Linked DNA regions of Homo sapiens: region 1 is linked to region 2. The links are chromatin loops, found by intact Hi-C in ENCODE. Cell type or tissue: transverse colon. All regions are shown on one strand. Each heading gives the region's core, and the rest is flanking DNA. Links, peaks and the distances in the headings are about the cores only.

The links. A loop is a pair of places that touch in the nucleus more often than their neighbours do. Peaks named below come from ENCODE experiments on the same cell type or tissue, not always from the same donor. Only the 100,000 strongest peaks of a DNase experiment are listed, where the experiment ranks them.
Region 1: a loop joins it to region 2, with 12 times the contacts of the local background. A loop is called at or near these places in 1 of 110 quality-filtered maps.

What each region holds. Positions count from the first base shown.
Region 1 is chr17:62,606,237-62,617,006 of GRCh38, forward strand. It overlaps TLK2 (tousled like kinase 2), which reads left to right. Exons shown (of 22, transcript NM_006852.6): 20 at 1-5; 21 at 1,805-1,912; 22 at 6,156-9,245. The coding sequence ends at 6,329. Among named protein-coding and RNA genes, the nearest start is that of MRC2, 16 kb to the right of the region's middle. RefSeq lists an enhancer at 5,566-5,685. In transverse colon, for the core only: no CTCF peak of the experiment used is centred there; no DNase peak of the experiment used is centred there; H3K27ac peaks cover 467 bases.
Region 2 is chr17:63,562,794-63,573,563 of GRCh38, forward strand. The region is part of intron 1 of DCAF7 (DDB1 and CUL4 associated factor 7); the gene reads left to right. It also overlaps the pseudogene RNU6-288P. Among named protein-coding and RNA genes, the nearest start is that of DCAF7, 18 kb to the left of the region's middle. RefSeq lists a silencer at 1-159. In transverse colon, for the core only: no CTCF peak of the experiment used is centred there; no DNase peak of the experiment used is centred there.

The DNA of each region.
Region 1 (10,770 bases), core at 1,286-9,285, 960 kb before region 2:
GGAAGGTAAGTTAGAAGGTTGATGGAGAAGCTTGATCTCTTTCTTGGGTGGCACACACACACACAGTGCCTTGGTATGGATTAGTCTATTGGAGTTAATTATTGGGTTATACAAAATAGAATCCTGAAAGGAGTGGTTTAAAGAAAATACAGACTTAATAATACAAGCCTTATTCGTAAGCAGAAATCCTCAACCCTAGGGCACCTAATGAGTTCTGCGGGGCTGTTAAAAACATGCACTTTTGCTGTTCTCAATTAGATCTGGAACATGTATTTATTCTGATAGTGTGTATAGGGATTTACAAAAATCGTTTATTTATTAAAGTATACAATCTTCCCAAGAACCTGGGGGCCCCAAGAACCAAAACTCAAAATATCCCCAGAATCTTTATCGCCAGCCATCCCATTAGTTGAACCTATTATTAATGAAAGCGTGCTTTATATTTCTATACTGGGGAGATGGTGTCAGGATGTATTCATTGTTACCTCTGATCAAGGTGACATATTTCAACAAGTGGTAAACTACACCTAATGAATTGTCACATTTGTTTTTCCTTGTGAACATGCCTTATAAATGTATATATTAGGATCCATTTGTGTATTTATGTTCCTATTGCTGTTTTTGTGTGTTTGTTTGTTTCAGTGTTTCCCAGTAGGCTGTGGGTATAAGCCAGATGGGAGTTCTGTGTGTCCTTTGAATTCTTAATATTTTGATTACATTCCCCAGACCAGGCTCTTAATTCAGATTATACCTTCCTCTTTAGCTTCTCCTTGGTCTTTTTTTTTTTTTTTTTTCTATCTCACCTCTCTAAAACAGGGAAACTATTCAGAGGTAGTAGGCTTAATTATTATTTACATTCCCTGACAATGTTGAATTGCTGCCGATAACAGCAGTAGAAATTATCTAGAAATAACTGTTTGAGAGAGATCTCAGTAGAACCAGTATAGAGAGACTTGAGTTGAACTTGTTTTTAAGAGTTTATTAGAAAATGGCAGCTCGGTGACCAGGCGTGGTGGCTCACACCTGTAATCCCAGCACTTTGGGAGGCCGAGGCAGGTGGATCACAAGATCAGGAGATCGAGACCATCCTGACTAACATGGTGAAACCCCGTCTGTACTAAAATTACCAAAAAAAAAAAAAAATTAGCCGGGCGTGGTGGCGGGTGCCTGTAGTCCCAGCTACTCGGGAGGCTGAGGCAGGAGAATGGCATGAACCCGGGAGGCAGAGCTTTCACTGAGCTGAGATCATGCCACTGTACTCCAGTCTGGGCGACAGAGCGAGACTCCATCTCAAAAAAAAAGACAAAGGAAATGGCAGCTCGGCATAGTTGAAGCCATTAAGTAACCCCAACTCTTTCTTTTTCCCACTCTGTCCTTACCCCTCTTGGTTTTGACTTCCTTTCCTTCTCTTTTTCTGTTTTTTGAGTTGGCCTGAGGCACAGGTGTGTATTTCTTAGGGCCGCATGTATCCCTCAGAGCAGGTGAGGTTGCTGGGTCCTGCTCTAGATCTCCCTTTTCTCTGGTGTGAGCAAAGCTTAGCAGAGCATTAGGATATAGGAGATGCTGCTTCTGGTCCCCACTCTGCTTTGACCTGGTAGTTGAACTGTGAGCAAGTTACATATGCTCTGAGCTCTCAACCCCTTTTATCTATAAAGTGAGAGAACTAGAGGGGATTGTCTCCAGAGTTCCTTGCAGCAATTCAAATTAGAAGATGTCTTATCCTTTTCCTTCCCTGGGGTATTGAATTGTTTTCTCTATAATTTTCATCAGAGGCCTACATTATTTGTTTGTTTTTATGTGACAGCCTTTTGGCCATAACCAGTCTCAGCAAGACATCCTACAAGAGAATACGATTCTTAAAGCTACTGAAGTGCAGTTCCCGCCAAAGCCAGTAGTAACACCTGAAGCAAAGGTAAGTTTTGTTTGACCCATTGGCCAACAGAAACGGCTGCTTTGCTTTCTGTATTACTTTTTTGGGTAATAGTGGATGGATTCTTCAGTGTGAAATTCAGCAGTTAATAAAAATATTAGGATAGGCATGAATTAATGTTCCTAAGAACACTTGACAGAAGAACATTGCTTACACCCTGACCACCCCATCCCCAGTTCCAGTAGAAGGAATGTTGATAGGTGGGTGTTTTAATCTGGAAAGGCTCCCTAGAGTCAGAAAGGGAGGGAGAGCAGACTCCAGTTGAGAGAGAACAGGTGTGTGGATGTCACGAAAGATACCCAGCTTCATCTGTATTCAGGGATTATGATTAATTTGGGGAGCTAATGCCCATGTAGGAGAAATTATATAAGAGTACTAAGGCATTTGTATTAGTCTGTTCTCATGCTGCTAATAAAGATATACCCAAGACTGGGTAATTTATAAAGGAAAGAGGTTTAATTGACTCAGCTCAGCATGGCTGGGGAGACCTTAGGAAACTTAGGTAACCACCCCCATGATTCAGTTACCTCCCACCAGGACCCTACCATGACACGGGATTATGGGAACTACAATTCAAGATGAGATTTGAGTGGGGACACAGCCAAACCATATCAACATTATAGGGTTAAACGTCAGGTGAATGGTAAGCAGTAAATTCTGTTGCAGTTGGTGAGGGCATAAAAAACTCGTGAGGCAAAGGAAACATGGAATGGGAAGTGGTGAAAAGGAAGCTATAAATAATCACTCATCCTTGCCACATCTGTAAACCAAGATTCTAGTAGCCAGCCTACTTTTTCCTTGCTATTTTATTTATCTCTATTTATTAACCAGTTCTACTTAGGTGAGTGGTAGCCAGCCCCATTGGGTGCTGTGGTCATTTAGCATTTTTAAAGTCAAAGTGAGCAGTTATAAGTCTTTTGTTGTTGTTGGTTTGAGACAGAGTCTCACTCTGTCACCGTGTCTGGAGTGCAGTGGCATTATCACGGCTCACCACAGCCTCGACCTCCCCAGGCTCAGGTGATCCTCCCACCTCTGCCTCCCAAGAAGCTGGGACTACAGGTGTGCACCACTGCTCCTGGCTATTTTTTTGTATTTTTTGTAGACAAGGGGTTTCGCCGTGTTGCCCAGGCTGATCTCGAACTCCTAGGCTCAAGCCATCCGCCTGCCTCAGCCTCCAAAGTGCTAGAATTATAGGTATGAGCCACTGTGCCCAGCCAGTTACAAGTCTAATCTCTTTCTTCGGTGTTTGATCTCTGCCGTTCCCTCACAGTGTACCTATGTGACATAGGTTAGGAAAGAACCTCTTTTCCAAGTGGTTTAGCTGCCATGTCACAGGGTAAGAATTAACATCTTTAGCAGTTGTTTATAATTCCTGACTGATGGCTCCCTGTCCCCATTGTTCAACAGTTTAAGTACTGCATAACCAAGAAATCAAATCTGCAAGGGAGAAGTCCCATGACACATCCCTAAGGCAAATGCTGATTTCCTGACTTGTCCTAGGAGAGCTGGAGAGAGGCTCAGCTTTGAAGCCTGGTTAACCTAATTTTGGTGTCAGCTCTACACTCAGTAGTAGCTGTGTAACTTTAGGCAAGTTAAACCTTTTAAGCTGCTTTTCCTTATCCATAAAAACAGAGACAAAAACATCTTCCTTAAAAGGTGTTAGTAGCTAGGTGCAGCGCTGTGCACCTGTAATGTGCTATGATCATACCTATGAATAGCCACTGCACTCCAGCCTCAGCAACACAGTGAGACCCTGTCTCAAAAAAAGAAAAAGAGAAGGGTGGTTGTGAGGTTTAAGAGGACTGGTAGCACCTAACCCTTGGCAGATTCTCTAGCTAGCTGCTCTCACTACCCATGCCACAGCTGCCACCCAGAGTCGATACTGAGGGACTTGAATACATTGTCTGGTAGATGTTTAATTCTCCTAATCTGTCAGGTTTTTCAAGACTATTTCTTTATATAACTTTTGTCAAATTTTCATGTTTATTCAATAAATAGGTGAACAAATGTCTCCAAAACTTTAGAGTCTGTTAGATGAACTTGTTGTGAAGAATACAGAAGTATCTCCAAATGTTTCTGTGCATTATCTCCTGTGTCCCTGTTTCTCCTAATCCTACCCTCTTCTCTTCCTGTCCTCCCACAACAAATATTTACTGAATGCCTGTGAAACACTAAGACACTATTCCGGGTAGTGGAGATGGAATCGAATATGTAGCAGTGAACTCTGCAGAACAGTTCCCTACCCTTAAGGAGTTTATATTCCACTTATGAGAAAAACAATAAAACAAAAAGTGGATACATTTCAGATGGTGACACATGTTATGAAGAAATAAATCAGAGTAGGGGGATGAGGAGGTGGAAACCTCTTTTTTTGATGGCATGGTTAGGGAAGGCCTCAAAGATGAAGTGACAGTTTGAGCAGTATCTTGAATGGTATGAAGGTGGGAGCCATGATTTGCAGGAGCCGTTAGATCTGCAGGGGAAAGTATTTTAGCAGAGAGAAGCTCAGATGTGAGAATGAGCTTTTTGCAGGTCCACAGAGCAAATGGGAAGGTGGTAAGAGAGGCAGGAGGGTGAGGGTAAGTGTGAGGGAAGGCAGTTGCAGGTTTTAATCAGGGCAACTATGTGAGTTGATTGCTGTTTTAAGAGCTGACACTGGCAGCTACAGAGAAAATTCAAGGTAAATGAAGTTTACTTGGCTGAGTGCCATGGATCACACCTGTAATCCTATGGGAAGATGAGGTGGCAGGATTGCTTGAGGCCACAAGTTTGACACCATCTTGGGAAACATAGTGAGACCCATTTCTACAAAATATTTTAAAAGTAGCTAGATGTGGTGGGGCACGCCTTTGGTCCTAGCTACTTGGGAGGCTGAGGTAGAGGATCACTTGAGCCCAGGAGTTTGAGAGTACAATGAGCTATGATCATGCCCGTGCACTCCAGCCTGGGTGACAGAACGAGATCTTGTCTCTAAAAAAAGTTTTAAAAAACAGTTTGACCAGTATTTAAGCCAAGATAACCTGTTTAACTCCAATTCCTTGTCTTTCACCTAGAAAGGCTCATTTTTAAAGGCCAAGGATCATTATGTTCATTTCTATGAATTGTTTTTATCTTCCAAATGCTTTAACCAAGCCAGTACCTGTAAGTCTTTAATTTTGAAAAACCAGATTGGCATTGTATTATTAATTTGTTTATCAAACATGGGGGAAAACCAAAAAATCAGTAGCTTGATTCATGTTGTAGATTTTGTTTCAAATCAACTTTGCTTTTTAGAGCATTTTTAGGCTCATAGCAAAACTGAAAGTATAGAGTTCCCTTATACCGCCTGCTGTACCCATGCACAGCCTCCGCATCGATATCCCCTGCCAGAGCAGTCCATTCGAGAGAGCCAATGAACCTATCTGTACCGACACATCACATCCTTGTCACCCTCATGTAAAATACTGAGTTTCTGTAATAATGATGTTTTAGATTTTTTTAAATTAATTTATTTAAAATAGTTATATTGAAACTGATTAAACAGAACTAGCTAAAAAATAGGAAGAAAGCAAGCAGGAAAAGACAGATAATCTATATAAGGGCCTTTATGCTAAGACTTACAGAAACTAAAACTACATAGCCTCCATATTGGTAGTCAACTGGAATTCCGTGTGCAACCCCACTCACTGCATTTTTGGGTCTACAGTATTATTGCAGATGCAAGTCCTTTTCACGTTTCCCTTTACGACATAGGGAAATAATTTTATAACCTGTGACACATCATAGTGTTAGTCGTTGTGTGTCTCCTGACACTTCATATGGTGACAGAATTTTCGCTTCCTCAGGAAGTTCACATGAGGCCATGGTTTGTAGATGGAGGACCGTGAAGTTAGATCGTTCCCATCCAAACCAGCGAAGACAAAGAGAGATTTTTTTTTTTTCTGTTGGTCTTAGTGCTTTGGGGGCAGGAGTATTTAGAGGTCATGCTTCCTTTTTCCTCCCTTCAGTAATGGCTCAGCCCTTTCTGTCTGAGAAGGGATCGGTGGCAGCAGAGAGGTACTTCTGTTGGTGCTTCTCCTTCCCTTGTGTTCTTTGGGTCTGCCTGGTGATTTCTGAGGAAGGCCTTAAGCCCCTTCTCTTTAGTTGATATTTGCTCTGGGCCCTGGCAGCCGATAGAGAGCCTTAGGGTTCCCTCCAGGGGTGCCAAGACTATCTGCCTCTGTCTTCAAGAAACTCTCCTTTGCAGGCGTTTATTCGACGATGCTTGGCCTACCGAAAGGAGGACCGCATTGATGTCCAGCAGCTGGCCTGTGATCCCTACTTGTTGCCTCACATCCGAAAGTCAGTCTCTACAAGTAGCCCTGCTGGAGCTGCTATTGCATCAACCTCTGGGGCGTCCAATAACAGTTCTTCTAATTGAGACTGACTCCAAGGCCACAAACTGTTCAACACACACAAAGTGGACAAATGGCGTTCAGCAGCGGGTTTGGAACATAGCGAATCCGAATGGATCTGATGAAACCTGTACCAGGTGCTTTTATTTTCTTGCTTTTTTCCCATCCATAGAGCATGACAGCATCGATTCTCATTGAGGAGAAACCTTGGGCAGCTCCGGCCAGGCCTTGTAGGAAAAGGCCCCGCCCGAGGTTCCAGCGTCAACGGCCACTGTGTGTGGCTGCTCTGAGTGAGGAAAAAATTAAAAAGAAAAACTGGTTCCATGTACTGTGAACTTGAAAACTTGCAGACTCAGGGGGGTCCCTGATGCAGTGCTTCAGATGAAGAATGTGGACTTGAAAATACAGACTGGGCTAGTCCAGTGTCTATATTTAAACTTGTTCTTTTCTTTTAATAAAGTTTAGGTAACATCTCCTGAAAAGCTTGTAGCACAAAGGCTCAGCTGGGGATGGTGTTTGACTTCGGAGGAAAAAAGTTGCTATTGCCCGTTAAAGGCACTAGAGTTAGTGTTTTATCCCTAAATAATTTCAATTTTTAAAAACATGCAGCTTCCCTCTCCCCTTTTTTATTTTTGAAAGAATACATTTGGTCATAAAGTGAAACCCGTATTAGCAAGTACGTGGCAATGTTCATTCCAATCAGATGCAGCTTTCTCCTCCGTCTGGTCTCCTGTTTGCAATTGCTTCCCTCATCTCAGTAGGGAAAAAATTGAGTGGGAGTACTGAGATGTGTGGGTTTTTGCCATTGGACAAAGAATGAGGTTAGAAGACTGCAGCTTGGAGTCTCTCTAGGTTTTCAACTATTTCTTCACAATTTGAACACTTGACGGTTGTCCCTTTTAATTTATTTGAAGTGCTATTTTTTTAAATAAAGGTTCATCTGTCCATGCAGTCCTCTTGGATTCTCTGAATGTAGTAACTATGAAGCTATGCCAAAGGTAGGCAGAAAATGGGCTTGGGAGCCAGACACTCCAGGGATCAGTAGTTCCTACCCATAGTCTTTGTGTGCTTGCTAAATGGTGTACATTTCTTGTTAACCACGTTATTAAAACTTGATCAGCACATAAGCTTTCTTCTGTTAGATCTTTTGGCAGCAAACAACCTTCCCCCCAAGCCTCTGAATTTTGTGGGTGTGTGGTGGTGTGTGTCTGTGTGTGCATGTACACACACACTTTGTCTAGCTCACTTTAAAAGATTCATCAAATGGAATTTTAAAAATAATCTGAAAAGAAATAGATATTTCAGGCCGGGCCTGGTGGTTCACGCCTGTAATCCCAGCACTTTGGGAGGCCGAGGTGGGTGGATCACGAGGTCGGGAGTTCGAGATCAGTCTGGTCAACATGGTGAAACGCCATCTCTACTAAAAATATAAAAATTAGCCTGGCGTGGTGGCGTGTGCCTCTAGTCCCAGCTACCCGGGAGGCTGAGGCAGGAGAATTTCTGGAACCCAGGAGGCGGAGGTTGCAGTGAGCCGAGATGGCACCACTGCAATCCAGCCTAGGCAACAGAATGAGACTCTGTCTCAGAAAAAAAAAAAAAAAAAAAAGGAGAAATAGATGTTTCAAATATGAACATTCTTTTGGCACCAATTTTCTTTTTTAATTTGGTTGTTTCTGAGATGTATGATCAACTGAAGATGGAGCTGAAATGGGAGACGGGTGGCCCCACCGTGCCCTTGAAACAGCAGAGCACTCCTCAGTAGAGAGGGAGGGAGCCAAGAGCCTGAACATGTGGTCGCCAGCTTGGAATGTTACTGACATATGTGGCGAGGGCTTAGCCAGAAATATTTAAAGATGTAGTATTCCGGCCTGTGAGTTGTCTGGGCAGGGAGGGGGAGTCAGAAAGGGTAGAGAGCTCTCAAATAACTCATGACTCTAGTGTTCCTTTCACATGTGAACAGTGTCACTGATGACACATTTTCTAGGACCTTCGTTTGTTTTGTGGACCTGCCTCAGTCTCCTCAGTATCAGGCGATCTTAAGGGAAGATGGAGTGTTTCAAATTGGAGAGAAGTTCATGGGTAGGTATCGTCCTGTGGAATTCTGAATGCAAGGAAGTCAACCCCAGAGGCCTTGGTACCCCCAGCTTTCTAAAACTACTTTATTACAATTTATATGTATATACACATGCACATATAAACGTGTGCATTTATGTATGTGTGTATAGTACCTTTTTTAAAAAAACATTTCCTCCAAGCTGCTAAGCAAAGGGTCTCACAGGTCGAGCACAGTGCTGAGAGGATGGTGTCTGCATAATGAAGACATGGATGAAGCTGAGACCGTGTTCAAACTCACTGAAAACAATGAAGTTCTATTCCTTTTTTCTTCCTCTCCAATGATCTTGCAGTTGATTTGTTTGTTTTTTAATTTTTTAACATTTTTTTAACGTTGAAAAAATGCTGCGTCTTTCTTTAAGCCTTCCCAGTAACTTCCTGCCTTTTTTTTCCCCGTGGGCTTTTAAGTGAAGCTGCAGGATTTTATCTTTCAATCTGCCCTTTCTACCCTTGTCCTATTGAAAGGATGCCCTCTTCCCTTGCTTTTTTGGTCTAGGGCCTGTTTGGAGCTAACTAGGCTTGGCTGAGTCCGGGCAAGACCTTCTTCCGAGGCATGGACAAGCCCCAGAGAACATGCAGAACATTGACCTTTCCATTGACTGTCTTTCAAGCAGCCAGTGAAATCACTAAGTGGGGTTCTTCCATGACATATTTTGTTAATATGGGTTTCACTTTTTCCAAGAATAGTCCCTTGTTGCCACAATGTTGATTTACTTTACACAATGACAGTATGTATTAATTTGTAATTAAACCCATCCAGATTGTTTTAGCCTTTTCCCAATGGGGTGGGGGAGGGAAGAAGGATATTAAAATAAGTTTTAAGAAGCAAATTTCCCAGCCTCTTGATTTGACTCTAGTTCTCCAGCTTCACACAGGGACCTGACCACCTAGGGTGCAGATTGGGAGAATCCTGGCAACAGGCTGAGTCTCAGGGCATTGCAGGCATGGGAATGTGTTGATTCATGCAACACCTTTGGTACCTTCAAGTGTGCCAGGAATGATGCTTGTTGGTGGGAATACAGCAGTGAACAGGACAGGGAACGCCTGGCAATCTAGGAGTCAGCAGTCCGAGAGTAAGGGCCCAGGAGGGAAGGAACTGGGCTCGTGCAGTGTGAGATGGGCAGCTTTAGATGGAGACTCACCAGGAAGAGCTGTATGTCCCCACTTCTGTGGCAGACCTGTACATGTCAGCTATCTAAAAAAGGGTTCTATTTCCCTCCTTCCATCATTCTCATTGCCGAAGCTATCTGCCTCATTTCTTAAGGCAGAATCACAGAAGGGTTAAGAGCCTAGACTTTAGGTTTGGGTTTAGACCCCACCTCTGCAAGCTTCAGAAATATCTCCTTGCACTGTGGGAGTAAGGAGTAGAGATAAGATATGTAAAGTGCCTGGCTTGCTCATAAGAGGGGAATCAAAAAATGTGGTTTAAAAAAAGATCACAAGATCTAGTAGTGGAACCCCAAGTTCACTAGTGTGAGGTTCAGAGCCTTCTACTCACCACATACCACATGCAGACCTTTGAAGAGACTGCCCCTTTGGCTTGAGGTTCAGTATCAACCTCTATCTTACAAGGCCAGCAATCTCCTCTTCCCCTGGCTCCAAAACTGCTTTTGGCTGAACCTGGGAGAAGCATCTCTATGGACAAAGGTGTCCAGCAGCGTCAGCATCACCCGGGAGCTTATAGAAATGCATACTCTCAGGTCCCACCCATTCCTACTGCGTCCGAAAGAGAAGGGGGGGGTGCCTAACAGGCTGTTTCATCCTCCAGGTGTTGCTGATGCAGGCTCCAGTTTGAGAACGCCACTGTAGGCTACCTGACTCCCAGGCGGGATGAACACTGAAGGGTACCAGTCCTGCCACCCTTCCTGCCAGCCAACTACTGCAATAAGGGTGGGGTCATTAGAGAGGGTGGCTATGAGGCCTCTTCTGAACTCACCCACTTGGAAGACAGGACTGTTATTTTCTACACTAGGAAAAAACTCCAACGCTGTCGGCTGTCCGACAGCGTATGATGTCATACATAGTTGCCTTTTTTTTTTTTTTTTTTTTTTTTTTTGAGATGGAGTCTTGCTCTGTCGCCCAGGCTGGAGTGCAGTGGCGCGATCTCGGCTCACTGCAAGCTCCGCCTCCCGGGTCACGCCATTCTCCTGCCTCAGCCTCCAGAGTAGCTGGGACTACAGGCGCCCGCTACCACGCCCAGCTAATTTTTTGTATTTTTAGTAGAGACGGGGTTTCACCGTGTTAGCCAGGATGGTCTCGATCTCCTGACCTCGTGATCCGCCCGCCTCAGCCTCCCAAAGTGCTGGGATTACAGGCGTGAGCCACCGCGCCCGGCCACATAGTTGCCTTTATGGG
Region 2 (10,770 bases), core at 1,208-9,207:
AAAAACCAAACACCGCAGAAAATATTTTCTTTTTTTTTTTTTTCTTTTGAGACACTGTCTTGCTCTATGAGCTGGGCTGGAGTACAGTGGCACAATTCACAGCTCACTGCAGCCTCAACCTCTCAGGCTCAAGAGATTCTTCCACCTCAGCCTCCCAAGTTGCTAGAATTACAGACGCACAACACCCTGCCTGGCTAGTTATTTTTATTTTTTGTAGAGATGGGATCTCGCCATATTGCCCAGGCTGGTCTTGAACTCTGGGCTCAAGCAATCCTCCCACCTTAGCTTCCCAAAATAGTGGGATAATGGGCATGAGCCACCAAGCCCTGCCTGGCGGAAAATATTTTCAAAACATGACAGACAATAGTAGCTAATACTCAATGCAATAGAAAAATGGACAAAGGGTATGAATATCTAGTTCATAGGAGAGGAAATGCAAGTGATCAGTAAACAGGAAAAATGCTGAACCTCACAGGTAGTTAAGGGAAATGAGAATTGTGATATCATCTTTCCCTTTTAAATTTATAAAAATTAAGTTATTGCTTCTAGTGCTGTTGACAGTATGGAGAAATGAACACCTTTACATACTGCTGCTAAGAATGTTAGTTGCTACAGTCTATTTGAAAAGTAAGTTGGTGTCTATTAAAATTTAAAATGCACATACTTTCTAATACAGAAATCCCACTGTTAGGACATTGGCCTCCAGAAAAAAATACAGCAGTTCATAAACACATATGTACAAAGGCATATAAATAAGTAGTGGTGGCTGGGCGTGGTGGCTCATGCCTGTAATCCCTGGAGCTCAAGAGTTTGAAATCAGCCTGGGCAACATGGTGAAATCCCATCTCTATAAAACAAAACAAAACAAAAATTTAGCCTAGCATGGTGGTGGGCACCTCTAGTCTCAGCTACTCGGGAGGCTGAGATGGGAGGATCACTTGAACCCAGGAGGTGGAGGTTGCAGTGAGCTGAGATCGTGCCACTGCACTCCAGCTTGGGCGACAGAGTGAGATTCTGTCTCAAATAAATAAATAAATAAATAAATAAATAAATAATAAAAATAAGTAGCGGCAAGTAAGAGAAAACAGTGTACAGCACTGGGGGAATCCCGGTACATAGATTAAAAAAATGATTTGGCTCTTCATATTGCTCTGAGGGATGTCCATTATTTTGTCAAATTAATAGAGATTCATAGCCTTGGCTCTAGAATTTCATTTTTCTAAAAGTTGAGGGAAAACTTTACACTTAATGTATATATGTTTGACCATATAGAAGAATGTAGAAGCAACACACAACAAATTATGTGATATCTTGGGGATGACATAGAGGGATGTTAACTTTATACACACACACACACACACACACACACATACACATATATACACACACACCTGTGTTTTGTTTGATTTTATATGATGTGATACACTTTATAATCCTCTTACAATCTAAAAGTACATTTAAAGAATGTAATAAACCCAATTGGAATGTCATCAAAATAGATAAAACTTGTAAAAATGGACAAGAAAATGTTAGAGGATATAATGGTAAGGGGTTCAGGCTAGAACTCTGGTATCTAAATTCTAGCACTCACCTCTTTTTCCACTGGAGTCTTATCAAGGAAATTATATACAAATAATAGTAGCCAAAGGGGAAACCTAGCATCATTTTATTAATAACCGAACAAGAACCACTAATGTGGTGCTGCTCCCTGGTGAACTAAGTGGGGAAAATGCAGTTTGGCCTTGAAGCCTCAGTGAAACTTTCTGCTTTTCTACCTCTGACTCAAGGACAGACCCAATCTGACCTCTCCTACCCAGTTGTAGGTTCAGAGAAACTGGAGCGGAGGATGGTCAGGCCCATTCTGAGGAGGCCAATTTGCCTGTCCATGTAGGAGCAGGATAAGCCAGAGCCAGAGAGCCATGGGACATGTCTGACTGTAGAGTGGTCAGGCCCATGCACCTGTCTCGGGCTTCAGCCAATCACTTCAGCAATTCTTCCCCCACCGGAGGAGCTAGTGAGTGGTGGGGACAGAAGAGCAGAACTCCCACGCTCAGTATTCCCTCCATGGGGGACTGGGGCAAAAACTCATCCTTCCTATGGGCATAGGCGGAAATGTGGTGTTGGGGGATGAGGAGCTTAAAGAATGAGAGTGCTACTAACAATTTGTAACAGTACAGTCACGAATCTAGATGAGGAGTTGGGCTCAGTGGCTCATGCCTATAATTCCCAGCACTTTGGGAGGACCAAGGTGTCAGGATTGCTTGAGGCCAGTAATTGGAGGCTGTGGTAAGCTATGATCATGCCACTGCGTTCCAGCCTGGGTGAGAGTGAGACCCCATCTCTTAGAAAAAGAGAGAAAGTCCTTACAAATCAATAAGAAAGAGATATCCACAACCCAGTAGAAAAACTGGACAAATGTTCTAAGCTGGTGATTTCCGTGTAATGGTGAAGAGTTTGGGTAGTGGGATGGGACTGCCTGTATTTAAAATAGAGCTTTGTGGCCGGGCATGGTGGCTCACACCTGCAATCCCAGCACTTTGGGAGGCTGAGGTGGGCGGATCACCTGGGGTTGGGAGTTGGAGACCAGCTTGACCACCATGGAGAAACCCCGTCTCTACTAAAAATACAAAAATTAGCTGGGCGTGGTGGTGCATGCCTATAATCCTAGCTACTGAGGCAGGAGAATCACTTGAACCCGGGAGGTAGAAGTTGTGGTGAGCCAAGATCGCACCATTGCACTCCAGCCTGGGCAACAAGAGCAAAACTCTGTCTCAAAAAAATAATAAATAATAATAATAATAAAATGGAGCTTTGTGATATTGGGCAAGATATTTAACTCAACATTCTTTACTGAAAGTGGGAAGAATAATAGTACCTACCTCATGGCAGTATTGAGAGGATTAAATGAGATGATGTGTGTAAAGCATTAATAATGCTTATACTTGGTCCATGTAAGTGCTCAGTTATTAATGATTATTGTTATTCAAAAGTAAAGGTAGTCAATGAACAAATGTACTCAGCCTCTGGCCAGGTGCAGTGGCTCACGCCTGTAATCTCAGCACTTTGGAAGGCCTAGGTAGGCAAATCACTTGAGGTCAGGAGTTCGAGACCAGCCTGATCAACATGGCGAAACCCTGTCTCTACTAAAAATACAAAAATTAGCTGGGCATGGTGGTGTGTACCTATAATCCTAGCTACTCAGGAAACTGAGGCAGGAGAATCGCTTGAACCCAGGAGGCAGAAGTTGCAATGAGCCAAGATTACACCACTGCACTCCAGCCTGGGCAAGAGAGTGAGACTCTGTCTCAAAAACAAAACGAAAATCCCAGCACTTTGGGAGGCCGAGGTGGGCGGACCATGAGGTCAGGAGATCGAGACCATCCTGGCTAACACTGTGAAACCCTGTCTCTACTAAAAATACAAAAAAATTAGCCGGGCGTGGTGGTAGGCGCCTGTAGTCCCAGCTACTCGGGAGGCTGAGGCAGGAGAATGGCGTGAACCTGGGAGGCGGAACTTAGAGTGAGCAGAGATGGCGCCACTGCACACCAGCCTGGGCAAAAGAGCGAGACTCTGTCTCAAAAAAAAAAAAACAACAGTTACACTTATAGAATCTGTCCAATAAAAACATTTGCACACACATACAAAAATAAATGAGTAAGAGTAGTAGTATTAGCAAAAGTAGAGTAGTATTGTATTAGCAAACAATGGTACATAACCAAAACAACTGAATAGTTAAATAAATTATGGTGTGCTTACCATAATCTGCTATAGAAGAATGAGGGAAAGGAGAGCTATTTGTACTGAAGATCTTCTAAGATTATTGTTAAAAGCAAATTGCAGAATACAGCTGACAACGGTGGCTGACACTGGTAATCCCAGCAATATGGGAGGCCAGGGCGGGAGGATTGTTTGAGCCCAGGAGTTCGAGGGAGACCCTATCTCTACAGACAATTCAAAAATTAGCTAGGTGTGGTGTCTGTGTACCTGTGGTCCCAGCTCCTTAAGAGGCTGAAGGATCGCCTGAGCAGGAGGATCGCCTGAGCCTGGGAGGTCAAGGCTGCAGTGAGCTGTGATCATGCCACCGCTCTACAGTTTGGGTGACAGAATGAGACCTTGTCTCAAAAAAAAGTTGCAGAATACATTTTATGATGCAAGTCTATTTAAGCTTTTTTCTTTCTTTCTTTCTTTTTTAAACAGATGAGGTCTCATTATGTTGCCCAGGCTGGTCTCAAACTACTGGGCTCAAGTGATACTCCCTTCTCAGTCTCCCAAAGTGCTGGGATTACAGGTGTGAGCCACTGCACCTAGCACCTATTTATGCTTTTTTAAAAAAAGAAAAAACCACACACAAATACATGGAGAAGTATTTGGAAAGATGCACACCAAATAGCATCAGTAAGGATTTTTGAGGGTCAGTAAGCAGATGGGAGGCTTTACTCTTTTACTCTGTATTATATGCATATTCAGAGAGAACTTATATTTTCTTTCATCATTAAATTTAAATGGATATCTGAACAAAAAAAAATTGAACAACATGAGAGCCAATTGTAATTCCTCTCAATATTTGGTTGGCAACTTGGAGCAGAAGAGCCAGTGTCAGTTTGGCTGAGGCTAAAACACACACTTGTGCAAACACAATGTAGTCTTTGGAAAGAGAAACTAGGCTGTGTGATTAGAACATTCAGGTGGGCCAGGACTGTCTATTGTAAGTAGTACAATCTTGAAATGTTGAAGAAAACACAATCAATTTTGGAAAGAGATGAATTTCTGGTCAGAAATATTATAAAGCACACAACATGCTAAACTCTAGTCGTAGGCAAAGCTTACATTGTTTTGTAACAGTACATGAGATTTTATTTGGCGTCCTTCTTTTTTTTCCCCCCTAAGACAAGGTCTCACTTTGTTGCCCAGGCTGGAGTGCGGTGGCACAATCACAGCTCACTACAGCCTTGACTTTCTGGGTTCGGGTGGTCCTCCCATCTCAGCCTCCTGAGTAACTGGGACTACAGGCCCGTGCAACCACACCTGGCTAATTTTTTTTTACTTCTTACAGAGATGGGATTTTGTCATGTTGCCCAGGCTGGTCTCAAATTCCTCTTGGGCTCAAGTAATCCTCTGGCCTTGGCATCCCAGGGTGTTGGGATTATAGTCATGAGCCACCGCACCCAGCCTGGCATCCTTCTTAAATATAGCATGTACCCTGAAATTTTACCCTGATTTTGTTTTGTTATTGTTTTTGTTTTTTGAGATGGAGTCTCGCTCTGTTGCCCAGGCTGGAGTGCAGTGGCGTGATCTCAGCTCACCATAACCTCCACCTCCTGGGTTCAAGCGATTCTCCTGCCTCAGCCTCCCAAGTAGCTGGGACTACAGGCATGCACCACCTCACCCAGCTAATTTTTGTATTTTTAGTAGAGCCAGGCTGGCCTCGAACTCCTGACCTCAAGTGATCCACCCGCCTCAGCCTCCCAAAGTGCTGGGATTACAAGAGTGAGCCACCGTGCCCAGGTCTGATTTCGGATGTAGAAAGATACATGGTAGAATTGGGCATGCCCTAAGATATTCCAGAGAAGCTTTGCATTTTATTCGGGGTACTATATGTAGAAAGTTCTTAGTCTTTGCTTTGGTTATCAGTTATATTAGGTTAGTGCAAAGGTAATTTGCAGTTTTGGCCATCACTTATGATGGCAAAAAAACACAATTACCTTTGCACCAACCTAACATTAAACTCAGGCGCTTTAAATTTTACACTGAAATACGTTGAAAGCTAGCTTAGTTGATCTCTGTCATTAACAGAAACCATCTCTGTTTTTGTTATTTTCTTGGCTTGATTTAACGTTCGTTGCTCGCAAGAAACAGAAACCCACTCAAGGTAGTTGAAGGAAAGGGAGGTTTTCATTCAAGGGAGTTGGAGAATCGGAAGGCAAGAATGAGCCTCAGGCCTCTCATGGGACTGGACCCGGCCAGTGGAAAGCTGTTGTCTCACACCCTGCCCCACCTCACAATACATGTCTCTTTTCTGCCTCTTTCCTTGCATGCTTGTCATTCTCACTCGCTATGTATGCCAGCTTTCCCTGCAGCTCCATGCACGCTGCGTCTGTGGCCCTTTCCTGCCTTTTGCCTTCCAGGCTAAAACTAGATAGCTTTTGGGTCTTAATTCCAAATGCTTAGGAGTGAATCGGTTAGCTCAGAAGTCCAACCAGTTCAAACACCTGTGTCAATCTAGCACATTAATTCTCAACCTTGGCTATTATTTGATGTCACTGGGAGCTTTAATAGATACCAAAGCCTGTGTCCCATTACCAGAAATTCTGGTTTTAGTGGTCTGGGATGTTACTAAACCTAATTTGTTGGGATATGTTTAAGTTCCCAGAGGATTCTAACATAGAGCTGTGGTCCATGGTTAAGAAGCACTGATCTAGGAGAGAAGAGGGTCATCTTATAGGCGTGGAATGCTCAGATAGTGGGGTCTTGGCCTAGGTAGATTATTCTCCCAAAGATGTCCTCTAGGGTGTCCCCATTTTTGGCTTTAACCTACCAGTCCTCTTTCTTATAGGGTGTGTTGGAATAACCTATGGAGCTCTACTTTAAGGAAAAAAAAAAAAAAAAGCTCATGCCCAGACCTAGTAAATCAGAACCTTCAGAGGGTGGGGACCAAGCAGGCATAGTTTTTAAGCTGCCCTGCAAATTCCAACAGTACCACCAGGCCTGATCTCCAGGCCGTGCACTCTCACATAGCAGCACCATCCACAGTCATGGCTTCATATATACCACTTTGGTGGTTTTTTGTTTTTGTTTTTGTTTTTGTTTAATTCTAAGGTGTCTCAAATCTTGGTCAGATATTTAGGAGCCAATACTATCTGACCTCTGAGTAACAAATGTACCTTTTTATTTTTAAATAGTCTAGATGTCTTTTTGTTTTTGTTTCTGTCTTTGTTTTGAGATGGAGTGTCACTCTGTTGCTCAGGGTGGGGTGCAGTAGTACAATCTTGGCTCACTGCAAATTCTGCCTCCCGGGTTCAAGTGATTCTCCTGCCTCAGCCTTCTGAGAAGCTGGGATTACAGGTGTGCACCACCACGCTTTGCTAATCTTTGTATTTTTTGTAGAGACGGGCTTTCGCCATGTTGGCCAGGCTGGTCTTGAACTTCTGACCTCAGGTAAGCTGCCTGCCTCAACCTCCCAAAGTGCTGGGATTACAGGTGTGAGCCACCACACCCGGTCTAGATGTCTTTTTCCAAGTACTTTGGTAAGAGAAACTGGGAAGCACCAGCTATGTCAAGTGTGTGTACTACAGTGGGTTAAACATTACTGGTGGGGAGGGTGATTCATTACAGGGATGTTGGTCACATCAGCCTAACAGCTGACAGAAATGATAGGAAAGGCAAGGCGTGATGGCTCACACCTCTAATCCCAGCACTTTGGGAGGCCAATGCAGGCAGATTGCTTGAGCTCAGGAGTTCCAGACCAGCCTGGGCAACGCAGCAAAACCCCGTCTCTACAAAATATGGAAAAATTAGCCAGGCGTGGTGGTATGCACCTGTAATCCCAGCTACTCGGGAGGCTGAGGCACAAGAATCGCTTGAACCTGGGAAGCGGAGGTTGCAGTGAGCTGAGATTGCGCCACTGCACTCCAGCCTGGGCAACAGTGAGACTCCGTCTCAAAAAAAAAGAAAAAAAAAGATAGGAAAAATGTTTATTATATTCTTTGCCTCCTAGATACTGGTCCTCTCATATATATCCTTGATAGGGAAGCCTCCTCTTCCCTTGTGAGGGAGGGTGTAGGGAAACAGGCATTTGCATAGTTAGGTGGTAAGAGTGTAAATTGCAAGGCAAGTCAGAAAGTAGTGCTCTGCTCTATAGAGCACTATAACTTACTAGTGCAGAAAAACATTATTAGGATATATATTGAGGCATTGTTTTTCATAGGGAAAATGGGAATTAGTCTAACTGTCTTTTGGGATTAAATACATTGTAATTTGGCTATCTTGTGGAATGCTATACAGTTGTGACAATTAGACAGATTTATTTGTATTGGCACCAGCATGAAAAAGAAAATTGTCATGCAGAATATGATTGGAAAAAATTTTAAAATTTTTTGAAAAGAGAAAAGATGGCCAGGCACGGTGGCTCATGCCTGTAATCCCAGCACTTTGGGAGGCCGAGGCTGGTAGATCACTTGAGGTCAGAAGTTCAAGACCAGCTTGGCCAACATGGCGAAGCCCTGTCTCTACTAAAAATACAAAAATTAGCCAGGTGCGATGGCGGGTGCCTGTAATCCCAGCTACTCAGGAGGCTGAGGCAAGAGAATCACTTGAATCCAGGAAGTGGAGGTTGTAGTGAGCCAAGATCGTGCCACTGCATTGCAGTCTGGGCGAGAAAGTGAGTCTCCGTCTCAAAAAAAAAAAAGAAAAGAAAATTGATATATTGTGTAAAGGAAGTGAGTTGCAGAATAGTATAATTATATTTATGTAAAGAAAATTTGTATCTGTAAATCTGTAGGCAAGATCTGGAAGTAGTTATATCAAACCAAATGGCAATTACTGGTATAGAGGGATGGGGTGGCATTGAAAGAGGGACTTGTACTTTTAATTCTCTATACTTAGTACCTTAATTATTTACAGTTAGTATAAATTACTTCTGTAATGCTTGAAAATACTTAAAAACTATAAAGAACCATGGGAAAAAAGAAAATGAATGGTTATCTTTATGTGGTGGGATTTTAATTTTAATTTTTTGTGTGTGGGGGGGCAGTATTTTTTATAAAGAAGAAGTTTTAATTTTCTAATTGGGGAAAATCATTTTTAAAAATTACGTCAGGACTTGAATTTCATGAGCCTTTTCTGAAAAATGAGGATGGCTTTTTTCTTGAATTCAAATTAAAAATTTAAGTCATTACCTCTTCTGAAAGCATTGATAAGGTCAAGGAAAGATCGAATCTCAGCTATTTCCTGACTTCTCTCTTAGGTTAGGTACTATTTTTCAGAGATTGTCAAACTTTGCTGAAATCACATCACCAGGGGTGATGAATTCCTAAGAATAGAGAGTCCTGGGCCTCACTTGACACTTACTGAATCAGAATCTTAGGCTGGAGTTGAAGGCCTAGGAATGTAAACCTCTTCAGGCAAGTCTGATAGCTAAGTTGGAAAACCATTGCTGTAGGCAGTACAAGCAGAAGTAAGACACAGGCCTATATTTAAGGCATTTACTAAGTGAAATAGCATAAGACAGTAATGTCAGTGCTTTCATGAGGCACTATGGGATTAGTCACCAAACAGATGTTAGAGATAAGCACTGAAAGAAAGAGCACTGGACCAGGAAGACTGTGAATGCCTTATGAAGGAGGCAAGATGTCATAATATTCAAAGCTCATATATTGAGTAAGACAGTTCTATGTAGAGCTGTTACATACAACTCAAGGTAGGTACTGTGAATATCCTCACTTTACAGATTGGGAAACAAGATGAGCAGAGTTAAGTAACATGTCCAAAGTCTTACAGCTAGCAGGTGGTTAAGTGGGGAGCCCTAGAAGCCCAATTCCACTGTGCCGTATTAACATTGGGCAGGATTTGGGTCAGTGGAAAGGATGTATGAGGATTTTACAGGTATAGAGGGAAGTGTAAGGAAAGGGATGGGAAGCAGTGACTAGATAAATGAAGGTGGAATATAAGGTAAGTTAGGGCTGGGTGGTAGAAAGTCTTGTTAGGCTAAGAGGATCCCAAGTGTCAAATGCTCACAAGATTGGATATTTGAAGCTTGGGAGGAAATCTCTGATGACTTGAAAGACATTTTCTCTTCCAGTTGAACTTCACAGTGTTATCTGCAAAGTTAGAGAGGGATTTGGGGTTTCATGCTCCCTGGTGTATCCACAGCACTTAAAACAGTGCCTGACTCCTAAGAGCTGTCTACTAAATACTTCTTGAATGAATATATAAATATCTGGCTCACAATCTACATCAGAGACTTATTCTTTCTTTTTTCTTTGTTTTTCTGAGACAAGGCCTCGCTCTGTTGCCCAGGCTGCAGTGTGGTGGCATGATCTCAGCTCACTGCAACCTCTACCTCCTAGGCTCAAACCATCCTCCCACCTCAGCTTCCCAATTAGCTGGGACTACAGGCATGCGCTACCACACCCGGCTAATTTTTGTATTTTTTGTAGAGATGAAGTTTCACCATGTTGCCCAGTCTAGTCTCGAATTCCTGGGCTCAAGCCATCCACCCTCCTTGGCCTCCCAAAGTGCTGAGACTACAGGTGTGAGCCACCACACCCAGCCTCAGAGGTTTATTCTTTATTCTGCCCAATGAGCCTCAGAATTTAGCCTTTCATGTTTTTGTTGTTGTTGTTGTTGTGTGGGTACATAATAGGTGTATCTATTTTGGTATAGGCATGCAAAACATAATAATCACAACTTGGAAAATTGGGTATCCATTGCCCCAAGCATTTATCCTTTGTGAAAATACAGAACACTTTACAAATTTCCATGTCATCCTTGTGCAGGGACCATGCTAACCTTTGTATAGTTCTGATTTGAGTGTGTGTGCTGCTGAAGCAAGCACTCTCATCTGGGTTTTTTTCCCGTTTCTCCTCCACAAAGGCTGATACCAAAAATTCCACATTTCATCTAGAATCTTCCTTCTTTATGTAATATTTTCTGGCTGGGCGTGGTGGCTTATGCCTGTAATCCCAGCACTTTGGGAGGCCAAGGCGGGTGGATCACCTGAGATCAGGAGCTTGAGAGCAGCCTGACCGACATGGTGAAACCCCATCTCTACGA